Regions from separate parts of the Mus musculus genome. Here region 1 is linked to region 2. Evidence: chromatin loops called from intact Hi-C (ENCODE). Cell type or tissue: heart. All regions are shown on one strand. Links, peaks and the distances in the headings refer to the core of each region. The heading gives the core; the rest is flanking DNA.

The links. Hi-C counts contacts between places; a loop is a spot of excess contacts. Peaks named below come from ENCODE experiments on the same cell type or tissue, not always from the same donor. Only the 100,000 strongest peaks of a DNase experiment are listed, where the experiment ranks them.
Region 1: it touches region 2 in a loop (2.5-fold over the local background); 2 of 42 quality-filtered maps call a loop at or near these places.

The regions. Positions count from the first base shown.
Region 1 is chr19:56,130,724-56,139,058 of GRCm38, forward strand. No RefSeq gene overlaps it. Among named protein-coding and RNA genes, the nearest start is that of Gm31965, 20 kb to the right of the region's middle. In heart, for the core only: a CTCF peak has its summit at 3,604 (motif pointing left); DNase peaks (open chromatin) are centred at 3,598 and 5,078; H3K4me3 peaks cover 301 bases; H3K27ac peaks cover 302 bases; H3K27me3 peaks cover 739 bases.
Region 2 is chr19:55,720,827-55,729,161 of GRCm38, forward strand. No RefSeq gene overlaps it. Among named protein-coding and RNA genes, the nearest start is that of Tcf7l2, 17 kb to the right of the region's middle. In heart, for the core only: a CTCF peak has its summit at 4,318 (motif pointing left); no DNase peak of the experiment used is centred there; H3K4me3 peaks cover 275 bases; H3K27ac peaks cover 671 bases.

The DNA.
Region 1 (8,335 bases), core at 60-8,059, 410 kb after region 2:
TGCATCAGCCTCAAACAATCCCAAGGCTAAGGAAACATTGCCTTGCACTCTCCAAAGTGATCTTGATGGGCACTGATGTTTTTATGATTATTAATAAAATCTCGGAGGTTGGATTTTATGGGCACATGGGGACTCTAAAGAGTCACTCCTTGCCGTAGAAAGCTGTGTATTTAAGGATGATGGAGGAAATCTTAAATTAAAACGGTGGAGTGAAAAGTGGGGGTGCAAGAAACAGACGTTAAGGAATCAGCCGTGGTTCTAAAAAGATTGTGCTTGCTTGCTGTCCAGGCTTCCAGGGGCTGTGTTTCCTGGACATAGCTTACCCCAGGTAAGTGTGGCTTAGGGCTAGGCGGGTGGCCAGAAGTCCCCTTTGGGAAAGCGAGTCATTAAATAGTTGGTTTGTTTTGTATGGTCTTCTCTGCACCCTCTTCCTTGCCCTCCCTCACTTCATTCTGCCCACATACTCTTCGGGGGTTCGTGGATGGATTCACTGAAACTGTGAAATCAAAGCGACTTAAAAAGAAACCCCGTTCCTTTTTAACATCCAAATGAGAACAGGTTGAAAACCGAGACAAACTCCAGGGTTGTGATGAGCTAAACATGGGAGCATTCTGAATGAACAGGAAGAGCAGACCCCTGGCATCCGGTTACAAGTTAACTTCGTAATTCACACGGATATTAGGGAAGACATTCCTTAGAGCAGTCTAAAAGTTTAGCTCTGCTCAATGCGAGGACTCAGTCAGCATTGTTCTGTATCCTTGCTTTGGAGCGTGAGGCGAGCTAGGGGCAGCTGGAAGGAGCCTTCCCACCTCCCTGTATCTCTACGCCATCTCCCTCTCTCTTGTCAGCTTCTAGACTTCTCTGAAGTCCTATGTTTAAGCTAGAGTCCTGGAAAACTTGGTCATTACCAGTGCCTAATTACAGGATGATCAATTAACAGCAGGCCTTTAAAAACTAGGAAGCCAGTTTTGATAACGAACAGATTTGAAGGGACCAGATGACAAGGTCCTCTTCAACTAAGTCCCACCCACGCCAGCCGTGTCTTTGTTTGGATTTGGCATTCATTTTAGAAACTGTAAAACACAACATGCCAAATTGGTTGATTGGAAATAGTGCCGCTTCCCAGAGGCCAACAATCTGCTGTCTCACGCAAGAGGAGAGAAGTTGTTAGAGAAACCTGTGGGAAGAAATGGGGCCTCTGTGAGCTGGGGTGACACAGGTCCAGGGCACACCTTGGTGAAACACCTCAGCGTTCCATTCTCTGTTGTGTGTCCGTGAATTCACTCAAGTGCGTCTGCTTCTGCTTATTGTATAATTGCCTCTGCCTTTTAAAAGGGGGCGCATATATATATATATATATATATATATATATGTATATGTATTTAATCTGGGACATTGCCTTTTAAGCTGAAGTTATATAGAATATTCTCCCTTAAAGTGGAGATTGGCCATTTTAAGTAATCGAGTTAAATTTTCCTGAAGGGATAATGAATTGTTAAGGACTTTAAGAACTCAACAACATCCAATTTGCAAGTTAAAAGGGAGGAAAGGAAGGAAGGAGGGAGGGGAGGAAGATGGACGGACGGACAGACAGACAGACAGAAAGAAGGAAAGAAAGAAAAGGGAGGGAAAGAAGGGAGGGAAAAGGAAGGGAACAGAAAGAAGGGAAGCAGAGAGAGGAGAGGGGTTGCTTTGTGATTTTGAAGTCGGAGAAGCCCAGAAGAAACACTTAGCCTTTCCTTAAATAATAAATACTGTCTGCTAAGTTGTTGAACTTTAAATCCTATGATAAAGTGGTACTTGCAGAGGCTGTACACAATCAGAGTAAACAGTTTTGTTCCCATGGGATTTCTGCGTAAGAGATAGGAAAGATTGCCTTGGCAGAGCATTGTCTAATAACATACAGTAGCCACCTTCTTAGAGCACTGCAATTTTTAATTCTTGAATCACATTTTATGAAAATTGTTAGCGAGCAGGGTTCGACACGTATAGTCTCAACGCGAGCTGACTGTTCATTAAAAGACTTTACATCATAGAGAGCAGCTTAATGGGAATTGAAACAGCTCCTGTTTTTAAGGGGAGCACTAGCTAGTAGGAATGTCCCCCCTCCCCCATAAGCATTCAGAATTACCTTCTGGCTAAACAGTGAGTCGGGAGAAAAGGAAAAGAAAAAAGGGAAAAACAAAAACAAAAGAAAAAACAAAAGACGAGGACTTTCAGCCAAGACCCCATTGGCAGGTGAATAGGATTTGGAACAGCTCAGAATTTGAGCTTCTGGTGTTTTGTGAGCTACTTGGTCTGGTTTGCTTTATCCAGGAGTGCTTCTAGATTTTAAAGCATCCTTGCTTGTTGCAAAGATAAATAAATAAACATCCAGGCATTCAGGGAGAGTTTGACTTCACTTTCTCTTTTCCTCATTAGCGTCTGTTTGGATCTCCTCCTTGCCCCTTCGAAGCTTTTCTGCTGGAAGCTGATGCTTTTTAGAAGAGAAGGAAACGCAAAACAAACAGGAGTTTAGAAGCAAGCATCCTTGCACCTTGGGTTGGGTGGGGCTTCCTGTGAATGTATTTAGAAAGGAACACAAGTCTTTCTTAGCCAGCATTTATGAGGCCCTACCACTGGGGCCACTGGTAATGAGAAAGAGGCATGGCTTTGATTTACTATTGTCGTTTAAATAGATTTAAATCCACTGAAATGGTTTTGTTCCAATTCTTCTATCCATTTTTTCTCAGTTCACCGACTTCTCAAAAAAGCCTTTCCCAGTGTTCCTGACAGTTCCCTGCTCTGCAGAGGCGACTGGGTGAGAAAGTTTTGTGCTTTTTTTTTTTTTTTTTTTTTTTTTTCTTTGTCTTGCTTTTCCACTCCTGCAACCCTCTGAGGCCCCAGGGAAATCCTTAGTGTGCACTTGGCCAGTATGGACCGATATAAATAAAATACAAATCAAAGGCATCGTTTCGCTGGCTCCTTTAGGTTTCTAAGGCAGAAAAAAACGTTCTGATCACTGAAGCCATTTCAGGGCCCGAAATTAGAAAGTAATAAAAAATATCACACTCTCCCTGGTGGGCAGTGCATTTAATTGGCTCCCCAGCAGGGGTCCAGCTCTTGAGTCAGAAGTGCTTACTGTGTGGATCCCTGCTTTGGAAGGACTACATGCAAACACTACCAAACAAGTTTTTTTTTTTTTTTTTTTTTTTTTTAAATCAGCAAATGAAAACAGGAACACCAAAGGGAAATTCAGAGATGGCTGGAGAAGTGCTGTAGAGCGCAAAGGAAGAAAGATGCACGTATTCTGAATTTATTTAAAAATTACCTACATGGGATAAGAGGGTAACTTTATATGTTTAAGTCCTTTGGGATCCTCCCTATGACCCCATTTGGAATCTTTTAAACTCTAGCAACATGATGTTTTTACATAGAAAATCGACCACGTTCGAACACTTCTGGATGTTTGAGGTTTGCCTTTTAAAAGCTGATTTTTGGGTCACTCCTAGCCTAAGCAGGACACTCTTGACGCTAGAGGAGGGATCTGGACGCCCGGAAGGGTTAGGATGGTCCCCAGCTTCCAACGACTGCAGACCTTACAGCCTGGTGCTGTGCTGCCACCTTCTGTCCCAGCTACTGCGGCGAGAGGCAGCTCCGCTCTGAGCTGGTTCCTTGAGCTTTCAGTGAGGCAGGTTCCATGGATCCTGCCTGTTCCCAAAGCTGAAATGTCGGCTCCAGGCCTGGGGTTTGGCTTCTTGTAATGGCCGCTTTCAGAACAAATATTCAGCTTGCCTCCTTTCTCTGCCTCTTCCTTCCCGCCCCGTTCCAGATCTGGAAGTTTCCACAGGTAGGAGAAATGGAGATGAAAGGGAAAGAAAGGCAAGGCTTTTTTTGCTTCAAACGCTGCAGATGCCTGTCTATATCATTGAGCTGAGTGAGATGGAGGAGCAAGGAAGGGGCCTTGACAGGCAGGGCCAGATCTAGCGCCCCGGGAGAGGTATTCCCAGGAATGAGCCATTGGTTGAGATATTTAAAACTTAAGTGGACAAAACATTAGACCCTTCCCCACAGGGAACAAGGCTACAGTGGCTCTAGGGACCTAACCCTGGTGAGCACAAAGCCCTTCCCAACTCTACTTTTTTTTTTTTTTTTTTTTATGATTTCTCAATTGACTTCCCATTCTATAAAAAGTATTATGTTTCTGCTGAAAAAATCCAACGGCTCTGACATTCGGTCTGAGGTCAGGCTGGCTTCAACACAGTTTCATTTCTGTGGAGCATTAAAATGCCCCTGTATCTACTTTCTTTGAGCAAAGGGCAAGTGAATTCACATAATTAAACCTATAAATACATATTTTAGACAGGAGATTGGGGGGATCCTTCCTTGACTACCGGCCAAAGCATGATGCTCAGAGTACCTGGGACCTGCCAGGGGGTCCTTGGCAAACCCCCAGCCACTCCTGACCCACCAGTTTTAATTTGCTTGTCTCACTGGTCAGGGTGGCGGTATCCAATGTCCATTTTGAAGCTCAGGGCAAGACTGTGAGGCCGGAAGAGTTAACTTAGTTTGCCTTCCTTGCCACAGTTCCCTGGGTAGATTTTATGTTCTATACTAGATAGCAAAAGACAAAGAGAGCGGGGAAGAGGCGACATATGTCACCTTGCTTAGAGGATCTTCTCTGGGGTGGCTTGGTTCTGCTATGAAGCTGATCACAAGGTGCCCATTAATTGCCAGGAATTGAGTTTGGACCCAGTGGGGCAAAGTGGAATAAGCCCATTAGGAGAAATCTCTCCAGAACTTTGAACTGTTCTCAGGGAAAAGTTTAAAATCCCACACTCTTTAAGACATCACGTGACTTGGCCCCATCCTATGCCTGCCCTCGAGGCTCTGAGGCTCCTGAAGGCTGGGCCTCCTCTCCTATCCTTGGGAACTAAGTATTGTATTCTTCAGAGCCTGCCTGTGTGCTCAGCCCAAATCCACGGAGCCTCCTCCCCAGCCCTCTCACCTCATCAGCCTGTCTCCTCATCTTCCAGTTCCCAGCTAAGAAGTCACATGTAGAGGGAAGGCTTCCCAGAACTTTGAGCCTGGGTCAGGCCTCTGGAGCGTTTCTTGGCTCCCTTGGCTCTGGTCCCACCAGAACACATGTCATAAAGACAAGACAGGAGGCCAAAACTGGTAACACACTGTTGGCCTCCTCGAGAGAAATGCTCAGACCAAGCAGGCACCTCGCTCGCACTGTTTGTAGGCCTTGCTCCCCAGGCCTTTTACTGAGTTGTTACTGATGCTGTAGCTCTAGGGTGGGTTGGTTAGTAGTAGGCTGGATTAGCAAAGTTCATCACTCAGGTAAGGCAAAGGGCAGCTCTTGCAGAAATAGCAGTGGCAGGCTCCACCTGGAAGGGCTTCCTACAGGAAGTAATTTCCCAAAAAGAAAGATTTTTTAAATTATTTTATTTTGTGGAGAAGGTTCTCTGGGCAGTTTCCACAGAGCATGCCCCTGAGCACCGGACCGTTGTTTCCATGTCTTAGGATGAAACAATGCATAGCTGTGGTAAGAAATCTAAGCTGTATGGAGCTGTAAAAGACTAAGATATCAGTGCCTCTCTTAGCTTCCACACAGTCTGCGCTGTGTGGGGAGCCGTTAGGAGCCCTGTTGTGTTTTCTTCCCCCTCAAGATCATTATTATTAGTAGTAGTACTTTTTTACAATCTTTGCCCCAAGTCGTGGGCAAGAGGTGTTTTATTCCACACAAAAAGGGTGTATTGATAAAGTCCCTGGAAGGGGCTGAAGTCCTTTTACTTAGCTGGGGCTCTTGGGCAAGTATGGTGGTGTTTGTAGTCAGTGTTTGTGTCCTATGAACCATGGGTGATTCAGTAAGGCTGCTGTGATCTATCTAGCACATCTCCCCGCTCTAGGCAGTAGAGGTCTCCATCCCATGACACCCATGTTACAGGAACCGAGATTACTGGGTCTGTCACTTAAGACATACCAGGAGAGCCTAGTCGAGTGGAAAGTCTAAGTGATTAAGATGCATTTATGCCCAATCATTCCTAAGCCATATGGCTTCGTTAGGGGTTCTATTGCTGTGGTAAAAAAACAAAAACAAAAACAAAACAAAACAAACAACAACAAAACACCCCATTGTGGCCAAAAGTAACGTGGAGAGAAAAGAGTTCATTCTAACTTAAGCTCTCAGGTCACAGTCATCAGTGAGGGTCGTCAGGGCAGGAACTGAAAGAGGGAACGCCATAAGCAGAAAGTGAAGCAGAGGGACAGAGAGGAACGCTACTTACTGGCTTCTTTTCCACAGCTTGCTCGGTGTTCTTTCTTACACACTCCAGGACCACCTGCCCAGGGTGGCACGGCCTTCTAACATCAATTAGTAATCAAGAAAATAAATGCCCACAGACTTGCTAACAGGCAAATCTGATGGAGGCATTTTCTTCATTGATGTTCCTCTTCCCGGGTGACTCTGGCTTATGTCAACGTGACAGAAAGCTAACCAGGATAGCATACAAGATCTTTTATGTCATATTCTCTCTTCCCTCCTCGCCGTCTCCATGGACTAGCTCCAGGTGTCCTTACTGGGCATTAGAGATGAAGGAACCAAGATTCCGTGGGCAGAGCCAAGAGTGGCAATTGCTACTGATGACTATGGCCAAACTATCTGAGAAAACAACGTAAAGGAAGGGATTATTATTGTGGTTCCTGGTTTTGGAGGTGTCAGTCCCATTGTAAGGAGGTGTGCCACAATAGAGCAATTCACTCCATGCTAGCCAGGAAGCAGAGGGAGGGGATTTAGGAAAAGGCCAGTCATGGCCTTTAAAGGCATGCCCCAGTAACCTACTCTCTCCATCTAGGCCTCCCGCTCTACATTTACCCATAATGCCATCAGTAGATAGAGCCATCCATTAGCACAGAGCCTTCAGGATTTAACTGTTTCTGGAAACAGCCTCAAAGTATTTCTTAATCCAACTGAGTTAGCAAGCAAGATTAACCGTCAAAATACCAGAGCTGGGACTCAGCCTCAGACAACTTGGCTCAAGATCCTACAAGCTAAACAACTGGGTAGTCCCTTCGGCGTCCAGTTAAGCTTGGTATTGCAGGACTGAGAATCAGGGGTCCCACCTTCATCCCCTTGTAGCTGCAGCTAGAAAACCTTTGCCTCTGAGTCTCACTTTAAAGTAGATCCCTGAGAAAAACCCAAGTGACAGTAGGGGTTGGGAATAGGTGGAGATGAGACTGTTCTTCCTAGCGAGGTGTCTGCTCCACACCTCAGTCTCTCCCCATCTCTAGTCACATGATCATTATCCACACGGCTTTATGTCCACAGACTTTATGTGACTACTCAAAAAAAGAGTCTTTATCAAGCAATTTGTGCTAACAGTAGAGTCAAATAACGTAGAAAATGGAAACTGGACAGAAGTTTAAGACGTTCACCTCTGTCCTTTCAAGGCTCTTGGCTTTGTGGGTTCTAAAAAGCAGATTAGAAATTTGCTAACATTGAAAATCAACTTTCCAAAGAGTGTGAAAACATCGTCCTTCTCTTCGTCTTACTGAGAGGTTGGTAGGTCGATTAAATGAAGACAAAATCTGTTGAAGAAATCAGGTGAGCATTTCCAAACAGCAGATGAGGTCCAGGTCCCCATCCTGCTTATGGCTGTTTAAATTTCAATACCACACAGGGGCGGGGGAGACGTGGACCTTCTTTACAGTGTCCTGAGAATGTCAATTTGATTTTATTTTTCTTAGTAAAAACCTCCCAAAGCATCACTGAGAACGTGAATGCTTTTCCTCCCCTGCTTTCAGGCCTCTTTCCTCCAGCAATCACGTGTGAAATCTCACACGTAGTCACACTCACCAGAGGTGGATTCAAGATGACAAGACTATTCTCCTTGTGTCTATCAGATGTGCCAGAATTCCCAAAGTCAGATGAGACCACCGGAAACCTTAAGGCCCGCCCTCTGTCCCTCTCAAAGTGTTCTCACCTCATCTGCTTGTTTGTCATCAAGTGAAAAGACCAAGACGTCGATTCTAGCTCTGCACAGCCCTTAACAAACGAGGCACCTTCCCCTCGACCGCTGGGAAGCCACCGACACGTACAGCTTACTAGGTTTAGCTCCCTCAATATAGAGTGGATCCTGGAACTAGAACTCAGATGCAATGTGGGAACACGGATATCCTGATGGCAGTTGTGTATCATGGCTTCGTGAGCTGCCTTTTGCTGGCTTAGTTTTGGTGGAGTGGGTGGCATTGATAGAATTCTGTGTTCCTTTGACCCTCTGGCAACTGACAGATTCCTCTTCTTAGCAGAGAAAGTAGCACCCAGGTTATTCTTGGTGCATCTCAGACTGCC
Region 2 (8,335 bases), core at 291-8,290:
ACACCAGGCAGCCATCTTTGAAAAATGAAACCTGCCACACACAGCTGCTTTCGCCAGTCACTGGACCTTCGCTCATTCTGTTTCTGCTACCTGGAACAGTTTTTCTTGTCTTCCTTTAGCGGAAACTTCCCCAGTTCCACACTTCTCAGCTGAGTCGTTTTATCCGTGAAGAGTTCCCTTAACTCCATGATCAGACCATTTCCCCTTAGCTAATAGTTTCTGAGGCTTCCTCAAAGCTCAAAAGATACGTTTTATACATGTAAATAATGTCTGCAGCCGACTTGTGCTCTCCCTCTCTTCTGAATATTTTTTAAATTACGTGATTATGTGTGTTTGTTTGCCTAGGTGTGAGTTTATGTGTTGCAGCCTGAGAAGAGCAGAGGTGGTCGGATCCCCAGAGCGTGGGTTGCTACAGTGGAGTCACCTGATACAGGTGCTCAGAACTGAGTTCAGGTCCTCTGCAAGAACAGTAAGTGCTCTGGACTGCTGAGCTTTCTCCAGCCCCAGCTCTATGTTCTTTTCTTCATACATATACATACACCAAACCCAGCTCCCCGTGACAGAGCCATCTCTCTAGCTCCCACCCAGGTTCGTTTTTCCACAGAATTATATGAGACCTACTGTGTATCAGTTCCTACCATATGTCAGCACTGTGGATGCTGCTAGGCAGAACCAAACATAATTCACTGTCTATGGGAGACTTACTATCTAAAAGAGACAACAGTGTGTGCGTGTGTGTATATTTGTGTGTGAATGTGTATGTGGCTGTATGTGATTGTATGTATATATGTGTTTGTGTGTGTGTATATATATATATGTATGTATTTGTGTGTGAAGTGTATGTGACTGTATGTGATTGTATGTATGTATATTGGTGTGTGAATGTGTATATGGTGATTGTTCATATGTACATGTATGTATATGTATTTGTGTGTGAGAGTCTGTGTGGGTATGGTGTGTGTTAGTGTGTCTGTGTGTGAAAGAGCAAAGAGCTGTTGCTAGAAAGAGAGCCCGCCAATTAATTCTTATAGAGAACACAGCTTGCTTCCCAGCATCTTATTCTTACACAGCCACCTGTAACTCCAGCTTCAGGAGTCCTCTTCTGGCCTCCCGGGTTACTGGACTTATGTGTATATACCCATAAGCAAACACACAGACACACAATTAAAAATAAAATAAATCCTTTTAAAAAGTGACAGGGTGATTGGTTGATAGAGGAAGACTTGACATGAGCCTCTGGCCTCCATGTGCACACACACACACACACTTAGATGCATGTGTGTACATACATAAGGAAGAATACACATAAGCTGCACACATCTGCACTCACATACATGTGCACCTACTTCCCATGTGCATGAGGACATATGCATTACACACACCACACACACACACACACACACACACACACACACACACGGCACTAAAATGCATGGGTGTGTCTGCTTGTGGGACGGCTTCGTCAAACCCAGCAGAGACTGTGAGAAGGTGATTCTCATCTTTAGACTTGAGTAGCCATGGTAGTGATTGTGGGCCAATCCCCCTGCCTCAGACCACTGACTTGCTTACAAAGGCTGGTGGCCTCTAATCATTTGTCCGCCCAGCAGCCCTGGCAGTTCCAGTTGTACACGGGAGCTGGGGCAGACTTGGAAAGCTGGAGAACAGGCTGGGCCAACACCTAGCTCTCCGGTGGGGTCAGAGGCAGCAGCCTGCTGTGACTTCACACCAGGATTCGCTCACATGCTCTGCTGAGGCCCTGGAGCCCTGCCCCGGCAGACATTCCACTTTAGGAGGTGAAAGCTTAAGTTATGGAGAGGGAAAAGGGTGGAGTCTGCAGTGGGGATGGAAAGTGTTTCCAGGAAGGGCATGGAGAAGAAGACAAGAATGTTAATAAGCAGGTCTGCCCCGTGAGTAAACCCCAGACACTTTGGGTAAAGCCACCCCCCCCACTCCCCCCACCCCCCGGCCAGGATCTGCAGCCCTGCCCACCAGGAGCTGCAAAGGGCACCCCGGAAGGGAAAGAAGGCTAGAGACTACCTACCAACTCTGGAGGAACCTCCCCAGGACTCTGTCTCAGCTACTCTCCTAGCTCAGACTTCTGAGGGAGAGGAGGAAACACCGGCCTTCACCTCTGTGCCTGGGAGTATTGGTATATTCCAGAAGTCTGAGGTGCTGAGCAAGACTTCTTTTTATTTTGTTTTTTAATTTAATTTATTTTTTTTTCTACTTATTTACTTTATATCCTGTGCAACGCCCACTTCCTGGTCACCCCCTCCCACAATCCTTTCTTCATCCACCCCTCTTCTCCTCTGAATGGATGGGGGTCCCCCTGGATATTTCCCCACCCCCAGGCACCCCTCCTGTCGTCCCCCCCAACTCCTGCACTTCAAGTATCTTTGAGGCTAGGCGCTTCCTCTCCCACTAAGGCCAGACAAGGCAGCCCAGCTAGAAGAACATATCCCACATACAGGCAGCAGCTTTTGGGATAGTCCCCATTCCAGTTGTTCGGGACCCACATGAAGACCAAGCTGCATGTCTGCTACACATGAGAGGGGAGGCCTAGGCCCAGCTCAGGTTTGCTCTTTGGTTGATGGTTCAGACTCTGAGAGCCCCAAGGGTCCAGTTGAGTCGATTCTGATGGTCTTCTTGTGGAGTTCCTATCCCCTTTCAGAGCCTGCAATCCTTCCTTCTGTTCTTCCATAAGCGTGCCCAGGCTCCATCCACTGTTTGGCTGTGGGTGTCTGTTTCTGTCCTTTGGTGAATCTCATGATCTGCTTTGGCAACCTACTGAAGGAAATGGACCCCCCCCACACACACACACACCCGTGAACCCTATCTTGTCCCAAGGGCATTAAATAAAATACACAGATTTTCACCGCTGACATACACAGCGAGGCAGATAGCAGACTTACTTCCCTGCCCAAACACTGGGAGAGCCACAGGCTACAGAATATTGTCCGCCCCTAAGAGAGGAAGACTGAGCTGAGTCAGTGCCAGGATAGCTGCCACTACTGCCTGGAGGACAGACAGAAGCTGCTGTCAGTCCCTGAGGTGAGGGGGGAAGCTGGGGGAAAGGAGAGGCTCAGGCGGCTGGAGTGTGCAAAGCAGAATACCAAAGAGGAAAGGCTGTCCTGAGAGGAAGTCCTAGAGGGCCACAGGGTTCCCTTAGGTGAGACCCAATCACTGTGTGTGTGTGTGTGTGTGTGTGTACCTGTATGTGCACTGGTGTGTGTGTGCACACATGTGTGAGCATGTGCCTATGTGTGTGTGTGTGTACCTGTGTGTGCACTGGTGTGTGTGTGCACACATGTGTGTGCATGTGCCTATGTGTGTGTGTGAGAGAGAGAGAAAGAGAGAGAGAGAGAAGCACGTGTACATATGTGTGTCCCCATGTGTGTGAACTTTGAAAAGCCAGGGAAATCTACACCTTGAAGGGATGGGAGAGCTTCCTGGAGCTCATTGCAGCCAGGGTAGGGTGGGGAGAGTTTGCTCCATTGTTAGAATCTGAGGCTTGATCTACTCAACTCCTGGGAGGCAAAAGTTAGCGGAAAGACGTGTTTAAGGATGGCCCTAAGGAGGACAGAGGGGACTTCCTTCTCAAATCTTCATCTTTGGGGAGGGGCTCAGGAGTGCAAATGACTCTGATGGAAAATGTTGCGCGAACAGTCGAACCTGCCCAGAGCAGCTGTTTCCTTCTCTCCTTCTTTATCCAAACTATTTTAGAGCCAGGTGTGGTAGCACATGACTGTAATCCCAGCACTCAAGAGGCCCTGAGTTCAAAGCCAGCCTGGACAACATACACACCCAAGCTAAAAGCAAACAAACAAACAACAAAAAGATTCGGGGGCTGGTGAGATGGCTCAGTGGATAAGAGCACCCGACTGCTCTTCCGAAGGTCCAGAGTTCAAATCCCAGCAACCACATGGTGGCTCACAACCATCTGTAACAAGATCTGACTCCCTTTTCTGAAGTGTCTGAAGACAGCTACAGTGTACTTACATATAATAATAAATAAATCTTAAAAAAAAAGATTCATATATAGTGCTTGTAGAAGCTTCAGTCTTAATAACAAAAACTTGAAAGCAATCCGAGTGCCCTTCAGAAGGTGAAGAGACAAACCAGGCACCTCAAGTCGATAGAATAGATAGAATAGCCTACATTAAAGAGAAAAGGTCAGAGCAGGCGTGGTGGTGACTCAGCTGTCAAGAGTATTCACTGACAGCTCTTCCAGAGGACCTGGGTTTGACTCCCAGTACCCCATGGTGCCTCACAACCACCTGTAGCCCCAGTCCCAAAGAATCTGACGCCCTCTTCTGGCCTCTGCAGGCACTACACACAAACAGTACACAAACATACATGCAGTCAAAATACCAAACACGTAAAATGAGAATAAACACAAATCTTAAAAAAAGAGAAGAGCTATGAAGCTGTGAGAGGACATAGAAGATGCTTAGGTGCGTATTCCCAAGTGAAAGAAGCCAGTGGGGAAGTGTGTACTCTACCATTCCAGTTGTTTGCTATCCAGGAAAGGATACGAGAGGGGAGGCAGGAAAAGAACCAGCAGGCTTCCAGGAGTTGAGAGGGAAGGAAGGAAAAGCAGGCGTAGCCCAGATGTTCAGAGCAGTGAAGTTGTTGTCTATGAAATTGCAGTGTTGGAGATATGATATCGCACATGTGTCCACATCCATAGAATGAATCCCCCAACCTGGGAAACTGAGGCAGGAGAATCTTGAAGTAGAGACCAGCTTGGGTTACATAGTAAGACCTTGTCCATAAAATGGGTAAGAGAGGACCTTACCAGCTGTATTTTATATATAGTAAATTTAAGTGGGAACAGGATGGCTACGTAATTCCTTGGTTGTCATAAAAGTACCACTGTGGAAGAATGTGTGTATGTGTATATATGGGGTGAGAGCATGTGTAGAAAATGCCTATACCTTCGGCTCAATTTTGCTATGAACTACTAATTGCTTTAAAAAGTAAAGTTTGTGTATGTGCATATAGAGTGTGTATGTATGTGCACATGTGTGCATATGTGTGTATATGTGTGCCTCTGTGTGTATGCCCACCCCCCCCCTCTGTATATGTGTGTGTGTGTGTGTGTATAGGTCAGAAGTTAGGGTCTCACACTGAAAGCTGGGGTTCATCAGTTTGTTTCATTTACCTGTCCAGCAAGCCCCCAGAACCCTCCTGTCCTTTCCCAGTGCTGTAGTTACAGATGCATGAGACTGCATCTTGTTTTTCTGTGGGTGCTAATGATAAAACTCAGGTCCTCATGAAAGGAAAGTACTTTACCAACAGAGCCACCTCCTCTCCCCGCCCCTAGCCATGAAGACTGTATATATGTGTTCTTTGTGCTGGAGGAGAACCCGGAGTGTCTTTCCTCAGGCACCATCCACCTTGTGTTTTGAGACAGAGCCTCTATCTCCTCATCAAGCAGGTTAGGTTAGCTGGACAGTGAGAACCAGGGCCTAACTGCTGCTGCTGGTTCGACTGCAATGGGATTACAAGAAAGAATAAGCTTTGCTTTGTTTAGCTATGTTTTGTTGAACATGGGTTCTGGGATCTAACTCAGGGGCCTCATGCTTACACAAGTGAAGCTGAAACTTTCAAAAACCAATATTGCAAGAAATGTGAAAGAAAGCCTGCCAAGCAGAAGTAGAATTATATCAGTTGTAGATTCACATCTATTCAAAGAAATAAAGGACCAGGTTTTCCTGGTATAAATATATTTCAGAGCTATATGACAGTTTTAAGTAAAACCACAAATAATGCATTGGGCTCATAAAACTGGTGGTATATTAAATTTTACAATTACATAATAGTAACAAAAGACTGGGTGAGAAGGAAAAATACAGTACTGTAGCAGTCTTATACTAATATATAGAGAAGATATGATTGTTTTATTTAATAATGATAAACACTATAATAATCACCAAATTATACAACAAAGAATTTTAGCTAGCAAGCCAATACAGGTGACAAAATAAAAAAGCAAAAAATTTTGAATAATTGAAAGGAAGAATAAAATAAAGGAAGAAGGAACAAAGAGAAAATATGACAAACAAAAAAAAAATCAACATCTGGGGGGGGGGTACACACCTTGAATCCTAGCACTTGGGAGGCAGAGACAGGTTGGCCTCTGTGAGTTCAAGGCCAGCCTGGTCTACAGAGAGAGTTCCAAGATAGCCAGGACTACATAGAGAAAACTTGTTAAAAAAAAAAAAGCCAAACCTAACCAACCAATCAATAAAAAACAAACAAAAAACCCAATATGGACAACAGAAACAGCAAGAAAGGCTTAAATCCAACCTGTTGATTCTCAGACTAAATATAAGTGGTCTAAATACCGAAGTTAAAAGACAGAGACCATCAGACTGAATATCCTTTTAAAAAACAACCTTTGTCTATAAATGCCAACAAGACATAATAACTAGAACAGTAAAGAGATAAAAATCAAAAGTATTAAAATATATACTATATTAACATAAAATAAAAGGAAGTTGGGGGGGGGACTAGAAAAAAATGGATCAGTTGTTCAGAGCAGTTATAGCTCTTGCAAGGAGTTCCCAGTACCCATGTTGGGCAGTGTATAACTGCCTGCAAGCCTTGTTCCAAGGAATCTGATACCCTTTTCTGGCCTTCTAGGGCGTCTACACTCATGTGCATATGCCCGCCCTACACACACACACACACACACACACACACACACACAAAATAAAAGCAAAATCTTTAACAAAGGAAGCTGGAGAGATGGCTCAATGAGTAAAGGTTCTTACTACCAACACTGAAGACCCAAGGCCAATAGTCCCCAGGACTTACAAGGTAGAAGGAGAGAACCAACTCCTGTAAGTTATCCTGTGTTACTAGTGCCTACTTTGTGAGCTTAACCATCAAGATAGATTGAGCTAATAAAGTGATGCATGTTTGCAATACTAGCATTCGACAGGCAGAAGCAGGAGAATCGAGAGTTCAAGGCCAGTCTGGGCTACACAAAACTCTGTTTTGGATAATAACATTAATGATAATAGTACCTACAATATATTGGCCACCAATAATATTGTTGATCTATAACAGGTACACAGGTCAGCGGGTGAGTAAAATAGAGAATTCAGAAATAGACTGAGATAGCTACAGCCAAAAATATTTCCAAGGCAGATTAGTGGAGACCTTGCAATCTTGTCAAGAAATGTCGATGGAATAATTAGACACCTGGTGGCAGGTCATGGAGACCTGAATTTTATGTGTACTATCTGCAAGACTCAATTCAAAATGGTTCACCGACCAAAATACAGTGAAACCTAAAAAGACAGACCTTCTAGAAAAAGATATAGGAGAATACGTTTGTGATTACTGATTAGACAGAGATCTGAGAAATCTGACAACACAAAGACAGGCACCAGCGAAGAACACTCTTGAGCTGGACTTTGTTTAAGAACGTTTGCTCGTAAGTAAAATGGCAGAACACTCGAGAGGTAGAGGCAGAAAGAGCCCGAGTTTGAGAATAGCTTGGACCATACAACAAGTTCTAAGGCAGCCTAGTGAGACACTGCTTCACTAAGGAAAATAAATAAAACCACAAACAACAACAGGACTACTATTAAAACAAGGTTCACAGTCAGGCAGTGGGAGTGCACACCTTTAATCCTAGCACTTGGGAGGCAGAGGCAGACAGATCTCTGTGAGTTCAAGACCAGGAAAAGAAAGAAAGAAAGGAAGAAAGGAAGAAAGGAAGAAAGGAAGAAAGGAAGAAAGGAAGAAAGAAAGAAAGAAAGAAGGAAGGAAGGAAGGAAGGAAGAAAGAAGGAAAGAAAGAAAGAAAGAAAGAAAGAAAGAAAGAAAGAAAGAAAGGAAGGAAGGAAGGAAGGAAGAAAGAAAGAAAGAAAGAAAGAAAGGAAGGAAGGAAGAAAGAAAGAAAAAATTTTTTAAAAGAGAGAAAGGCTAGGTTTCTAGTCTGTGGTGGGTGCTTGCTTGCCTAGTGTGTGGAAATGACTCCATTACAGCAGAAACAAACGATTGAGCAATAAACTCGCCAAATAAAGATAAATATTGTTAAAAAATAACACAATAAAAGGATAAGTCACACGATAGGAGAAAATATCTTCGAGCCATGTATGTCAGCTACCTATCAAGCCGTGTGTGTGTGTGTGTGTGTGTGTGTGTGTGTGTGTGTGTGTGTGTGAGAGAGAGAGAGAGAGAGAGAGAGAGAGGTGGGGGGGTGGCTTATACTTGGTTGAATATGAATGTACTGGGAGAATAATTAGCCGGCATGCAAAGCCCTGGGGTTGATCCCCAGCGATACAGAAAGGAAAGGAAAGGAATTTTGGAAAGCACCT